2 separate regions of the Mus musculus genome follow, and region 1 is linked to region 2. A link is a contact called in ENCODE Hi-C or POLR2A ChIA-PET data. All regions are on one chromosome and are shown on one strand. The core of a region is the stretch at or near the end of the contact, and the rest is flanking DNA. Distances in the headings are between cores, read along the strand shown.

Region 1 (3,107 bases), core at 369-2,868, 65 kb after region 2:
ACACCCTGCAGAAAGTGAAGCATTCCCTTGTCAGCCTTTCAGACTTCCTTTTATGTGCTAATTGCTCTTTCCATATTTTATTCATTATTCCTACTGGGTTGTGATTTGATACTTAAGTTTTAGAACTTATGCATATTCCTATTAGATAATAAATTCTGTCATTGATTGTCATTGATCTTTTCCCAGCCCTGGACTTGTCTTTGCTATTTTCTTGTTTCATTTGTTTTTAACAGTGAAAACGTTTTTTGTTTTCCTTGAATAGGAAAGGGCTTTTAACAAGGGAAGCAGTCAGCAGACAGGCAGGTAGGCAGAACAGTGGGCAGGCAACCTGCTGTGATTTCAAGTGTCTTTAACTTAAAATAGTCAATGTGCCAGAGCAGCATATTTGAGAGTGGTTTTTTTGTTGTTGTTTTGAGACAGGGTTTCTTTGTATAGCCCTGGCTGTCCTGGAACTCATTTTGTAGACCAGGCTGACCTCGAACTCAGAAATCCGCCTGCCTCTGCCTCCCGAGTGCTGGGATTAAAGGCGTGCGCCACCACCGCCCGGCAAGAGAGTAGTATATTTTTAATTATTTCACCACAGATGAATTCTGTATAAAAACTGGTGCCTCTGTAAAGAAAGGAGGCAGCTGAGCTGGTGGCACTCATATAACCCCAGAATTTAGGAGGTAGAAGAAGGAAGTTCAAGGGCAGCTTTGGCTACAAGTGAGTATTAGGGTATTTTGGGCTACATGAGACTTTTTGGAAAAGAAGAGACAAGCTGAAAATATTTTTAAATCAAGAGAAGGCCAAGGAATGTAATCAGTAAGCTATAGGAAAAATACCCAGGGGTTTGAATGTGGAAAGGGAGAGACTCACCATAACCCACAACATAAAATATTAAATAATAAACTGCTTGGGAGTTCATGAAAATTGTTTTGTCAAAACACCACCATTCTTTTCATCAAGAAAGCACCAACTCTAACTTTACTGTAGTGTAGTTTCATTGTTTTAGAGAAATAATAAGCCCCAGAGGGCTTAAACTGCACTTAGTTGAACTTGTGTACATTTTAGAACATTATAATAAAAGCAATAAGGTCAACACTTGTAGGAGTGTCCTTGATTTTCTCAGAAGAGAAGTCATTTTCCATAATATCTCCTATTGGATACAACTGCTGGGACTCATCTTCCCAGAAACCAGAGGGAAAGGCTCTGGGAATGGGTCCTCTGCTGATTATCACCTCTAGGCTCCTTGCAGACTGGGTAGGACAGACAGTTTCAGAGTTTGGTTTCTACCTACATTTCTTCTTAGGCCTTAGCTCAGTGGCTTCCAGATTCTCTAAGTGGGGCTTCAGCCCTCCAGACTTTTCAAAGCCTGGGCCCCGCTCCCTCGCCCCCTCCACCCTCCGGCTTCTAGAGAGCTTCCAGCCTTGCCTGCTGGTCCGAACTAGTCTTCTAAAGTGTGTCTGCTATTCTAGCTGTTTAGGGACAGGGCTCAGGGACCTGCACTTTAACCGGTATTAAGAGTCTGCGTGCACGAACATTCCTGGCTAGGCTTTTCGGGGGGCTTCTCACCGCTCTGTCCAGTCGGGTCTGTAACTGGTTTGGTCAGTGTCCTTGTGCCAGGCTCCTCCAAAGCCAGCGGCGGTTGCCAGGCGACCAAATGCTCCAAACGCCCAGGCAGATTAAGTCTCGTGACGTCAGGGAAGCCCGCAGGGCCCGCCTTGAGTCTGGCTCTTTGTGACAGGGACGCCAGAGAGTTGGTGTTGTGCACTGGTGGTCCCGAAAAAGACCAGTTAGTTTGGGCAGAATAAGATTTGCAGGCTATCGTTTCCCTCTCCATCACCTTTGATTATTTTAGTGTCCGGTAACCACACCTGCCCCTGTATAGACCCAAAGGAATAGCCTGTAGGTACAGCCAGAACTCCACATTCATTGCTAGGATAAAACCCAAACTTGGGTTGATAGTCACGGCACTCCTCGCAGCTTGCCGCTTCCTGTCTTATTCAGGATTCTCGGGTTCCGATATGCTCTGTTCCATTCTCCAGCTTTTGGGGTATCAATAGCACGTTTTCTTTCCTCTTTTGTTTTGTTTTTGTTTTTGTTGTCTTTTGAGACAGGGTTTTTCTGTGTAGCTCTGTCTGTCCTGGAACTTGGGCTGACCTCGAACTCTGACATCAATCCACTACCTCTGTTAGGATGAAAGGCACGAGCCACTGCCATCTGTTTTTTGTTTGTTTGTTTGTTTTTAGTTTATTCATCCCACTCACCATCACCGCCGCCGCCACCACCACCTGCCCCGCACGCTCCCAGTCACAAAAATATGGAATGTTTCACAAATTTGTGTGTCATATTTGTGCAGAGGCCGTGCAAATCTCTGTATTGTTCCACTTTTAGTACATATGCTGCCGAAGTGATCACCCCTCTTACGTTTTATTCCCTCTTTATCTCAGCTTAGATCAGGGTAAACTTTCAGAAAGCCTTACTGTTGCATTTTGTTAGTTTCTGTTTTCCTCAACAACTAATATGAAGTTCTTTAGCATAACAAGGATCTGCCTTTGTAAAAGAAAAAGAAAGAAAGAGCGAAAGAAAGAAAAGAACTGAGGACAGCATTCTTTTCTCTCACCATTGTCAGTGGGTAGGCAAATGCTGTGTATACCTAATGCGGTGTATACCAGTACTTGCTTGACAAATGTTTGTAAAATAAATAACAGGAATGAAAGATAAGAAGGACAACACTTAGTACAAGAAACCATCATTCACAGTGAAAAGGACTCTCGGGATATAGTGCATACCTTTAATCTCAGCGCTATGGAGGCAGAGGCAGGTGGATCTTTGTGAGTCTATAAACAGCCAGGGCTGAACCTCAACTTGAAAATCCATTTAAAAACAAAACAAAACAAACCCCCAACTCATTGTTGAAACCAGTTGTGGTGAGGGAAGAAGGAAAGAGAAATGCTAAGAGAAGCCAGGTATAGATTCATCAGCCACAAAAGGAAAGATAATGATTCAGGCCGGGAATTCAGTTACACTGGAGAATGGCTCATGTACAAGGGTTGCCTCCCAGGAGAAAAAGCTGTAGAAGGACAGGAAGTGAGAGAATAATTAAAACAATACATTAAAACAAA
Region 2 (2,922 bases), core at 283-2,782:
AAAAACCACACACACAATTTGTACCTTGTTATTGGCAAATGTAGTCCTGGCAGCTTGTTTCAATCACTCTCCATGACAAGTGTTTAGAAAATATTTGTTCAAGCACCTTCAAATGAGCAGGTTTTGTTGCACCTAAAAATTAAAATATTTGTGAACTCTCATTTTACTTCCATGTTTTAATACCTTGCATGAGTGTGCACTGGCTACTTTTATGTCACCTTGACACAAGCTAATCACTGGTGTAGGAAGCTACAATTGTAAAAATGCATCCTTAAGATAGGGCTGTGGACAAGCACGCCTGTAAGGCATTTTCATAATCAGTGACTGGGGTAAGGGGGCAGCCACCTCCCCTGGGCTGGAGGCCCTGTGTTCTCTAAGAACCAAAGCGTAAGCTAATAGCATCCTCCATGGCTTCGGCATCCGCTAACTCCAGGTTCCTGTGGTGCTTCAGTTCCTGTCCCATCATCCGTCCATCACAGACAGAAAAACATTTTACTCACGCCCTTCACTGCCAGTACTAACTTAAAGGACTGAGTACCAAGCCTTGGCTTCTCAGTCTTGGTGCTTGCACGGAAAAGCTTGAGGCATATATGCAATTGTGCAGACCATCACTGGGACATTAGAACAGGAAACGGCATGGCCAGAGTCACAAATCAGAGAATGAATGATTGAACCGATTACTGGTGATGACTTATCACCTGCAAACCGATGAGAAATCCTTAATCATTTTCATATTTGAAACGCTGAGTTTACAGAAATCCAGAGTACCCAATTTGGCTTACAGATACCAACAGTAAAGTATAACATGCAGGCCTGAAATGTAGTGTTCTTTTGTATCCACACGCTTCAGAACTTACCACCACCTTCTTTTGCCAGCATCCCCACCCTGCGTGGCTTTCAAATAGTTTGAAAATTTTGCTCCAACTTTAGATCGTACTTACAGGGTTGATCCATGAATACAAGCTTTTTAGAGTGATGCCAATACTTCAGATCAAACTATTAATCTTTAAAAAAAAAAAAAGCCAAAAAAAAAAAAAAGCCTAAAATTGGCGGTCTTAACATCTTAGAAGCAGTACTTTTCCGCCTCTGTAAAATTTCCTATGGATTACTCACTTAGGAAGCCTGAAACAGACCGCATGGTGGCTTTTCTTGGGGATACAAAGGGGCTCCCGCCAGGGTGCAGGCCCAGATGAAAGCTGCCGCCAGAAGCGGCCGCTTGTGCCCGCACTTCGAAGCGTCCAGAGGAGCAGGCCTTATAACTAATCTCGGTTAAGATTTGGAGACCATTGGGAACGCGCCCCGCCGCTCACAGCGGGCCAAGGGCCACACCGAACCCGGGAGCCATGGGGCCCCCGTACCCGGCTAGAGACGGACGCCGCCAACAAGGAAGCCCTCTCCGCACACACGGGGTTAAGCAGACCGCAGGATTCGCACCTGGAAACGCCCAAGGACACGCCGGGTTCGGCCGCCCGCGGCCTCCGCTGTGCGCCATGCTGCACCGTCTGCTCGCGCTCTACGGCGCTGCCGAGAAAGGAAGTGGCCCAGCGTGCGCGACCCTAAGGCGCTCCTGTAGGCCCCGCCTCTTCCGGCCAGCCCTCTTCTGCGTGCTCGCCTTCACCCCCTCCTCTTCCGGCTCTGTGTTTCTAGTGGGGCGGAGGGAGCAGGTTGTGGGAATTAGTGCGAATACTTCCGCTAGAGCTTTTTAATTGATTTTTCAAGTAATGAATAATGCCTTAAAATAGGACAGTCTCCCAGTCCAGGTCCTTATGTTTGCTGGGTCTTCTACATCCTCACCTACTTCAGTGTTTAAAAACCGTTGGTATTAGAAACTATTTAATTTTTTTTTTCTAAGATGTATTTTATATGTATGGGTGTTTGGCCTGCACGCTAGCCATGTGTGCCTCGCCCGAGAACCTGGTACTGACAGAGTTCAGTAGAGAGTGTCAGATGCCCTGGAACTGGGGTTATATGTGACCCAACTTACAATATGAGTGCTGGGAATCTAACCCTGGGTCCTCTGGATGAACAGTCAGTGTTCTTAACTGCTAAGACATCCCCAGCCCACAGCAGCTCCATTAGAGTTAGTGTTCTGGAAGCAGCAAGCACACGGACACACTCACAGAAAGAGAGATAAAAATTGATTGTCAGAAAAAAAGGAGCGTGCAGGGCGTGGTGGCGCACACCTTTAATCCCAGCACTTATTCCCTTAAATCCCAGGCAGGCGGATTTCTGAGTTCGAGGCCAGCCTGGTCTACAGAGTGAGTTCCAGGTCAGCCAGGGCTACACAGAGAAACCCTGTCTCGAAAAAACCTAAAGAAGAAAGAAAAAAAAAAAAAGAAAGAAAGAAAGAAAAAAAGGAGAAGCTGTTAATGAGTTTGATTTGTAATAGTAATAGAATTTTTCTTAGTCATGAAGTAGTCACCGGGCTGGAGAGACAGCTCAGCTAGTTAAGAGCACTGACTGCTTTTCCAGAGGTCCTGAGTTCAAATCCCTGTAACCACATGGTGGCTCCCAACCATCTGTAATGAGATCCAATGACCTCTTCTGGTGTGTCTGAAGAAAGCTAAAGTGTACTCACATACATAAAAATAAATAAATATATCTTTAAAAAAAAAAGAAAGTAGTCACCTAATGTGTTAGAGTTACTATTGTTGAACTTAATGGTCATGATGAAACACCACAACCAAAAGCAAATTGGGGAGGGAAAGGGCTCATTTGATTTAGCATTCTAAGCCACTATTCATCACTGAAGGAAGTCAAAATAGGAACTCAAGCAGTACAGAAACCAATGCAGAGGTCATGGAGGGGTGAAGCTTACTGGCTTATCTCATGCCTTCTCAGCTTGCGTCTCAGGATCCCTGGCCCAGGGGTATCCTCACCTACAAAGAGCTGGCTTCTCTCTCAGCCTCTGACTTTTTACTC

Evidence for each region. Hi-C counts contacts between places; a loop is a spot of excess contacts on that map. ChIA-PET counts read pairs that join two places held with the same protein, here RNA polymerase II (POLR2A).
Region 1: a map of left cerebral cortex shows a loop between it and region 2 (4-fold over the local background). The contact joins the promoter of Ppp1r42 here to the promoter of Snhg6 in region 2. A Hi-C loop is called at or near these places in 2 of 37 maps with a recorded cell type or tissue (both left cerebral cortex). POLR2A ChIA-PET finds 5 or more read pairs at or near these places in 3 of 5 experiments (Patski and embryonic stem cell).

The regions. Positions count from the first base shown.
Region 1 is chr1:10,007,518-10,010,624 of GRCm38, forward strand. It overlaps Ppp1r42 (protein phosphatase 1, regulatory subunit 42), which reads right to left and starts at 1,619. Exons shown (of 9, transcript NM_145692.2): 1 at 1,555-1,619. It overlaps LOC115487608 (a small nuclear RNA gene), which reads right to left and starts at 2,400; the gene lies at 2,297-2,400.
Region 2 is chr1:9,942,586-9,945,507 of GRCm38, forward strand. It overlaps Snhg6 (small nucleolar RNA host gene 6), which reads right to left and starts at 1,533. Exons shown (of 4, transcript NR_024067.2): 1 at 1,435-1,533; 2 at 25-132. It also overlaps a transcript of Mcmdc2 not described here.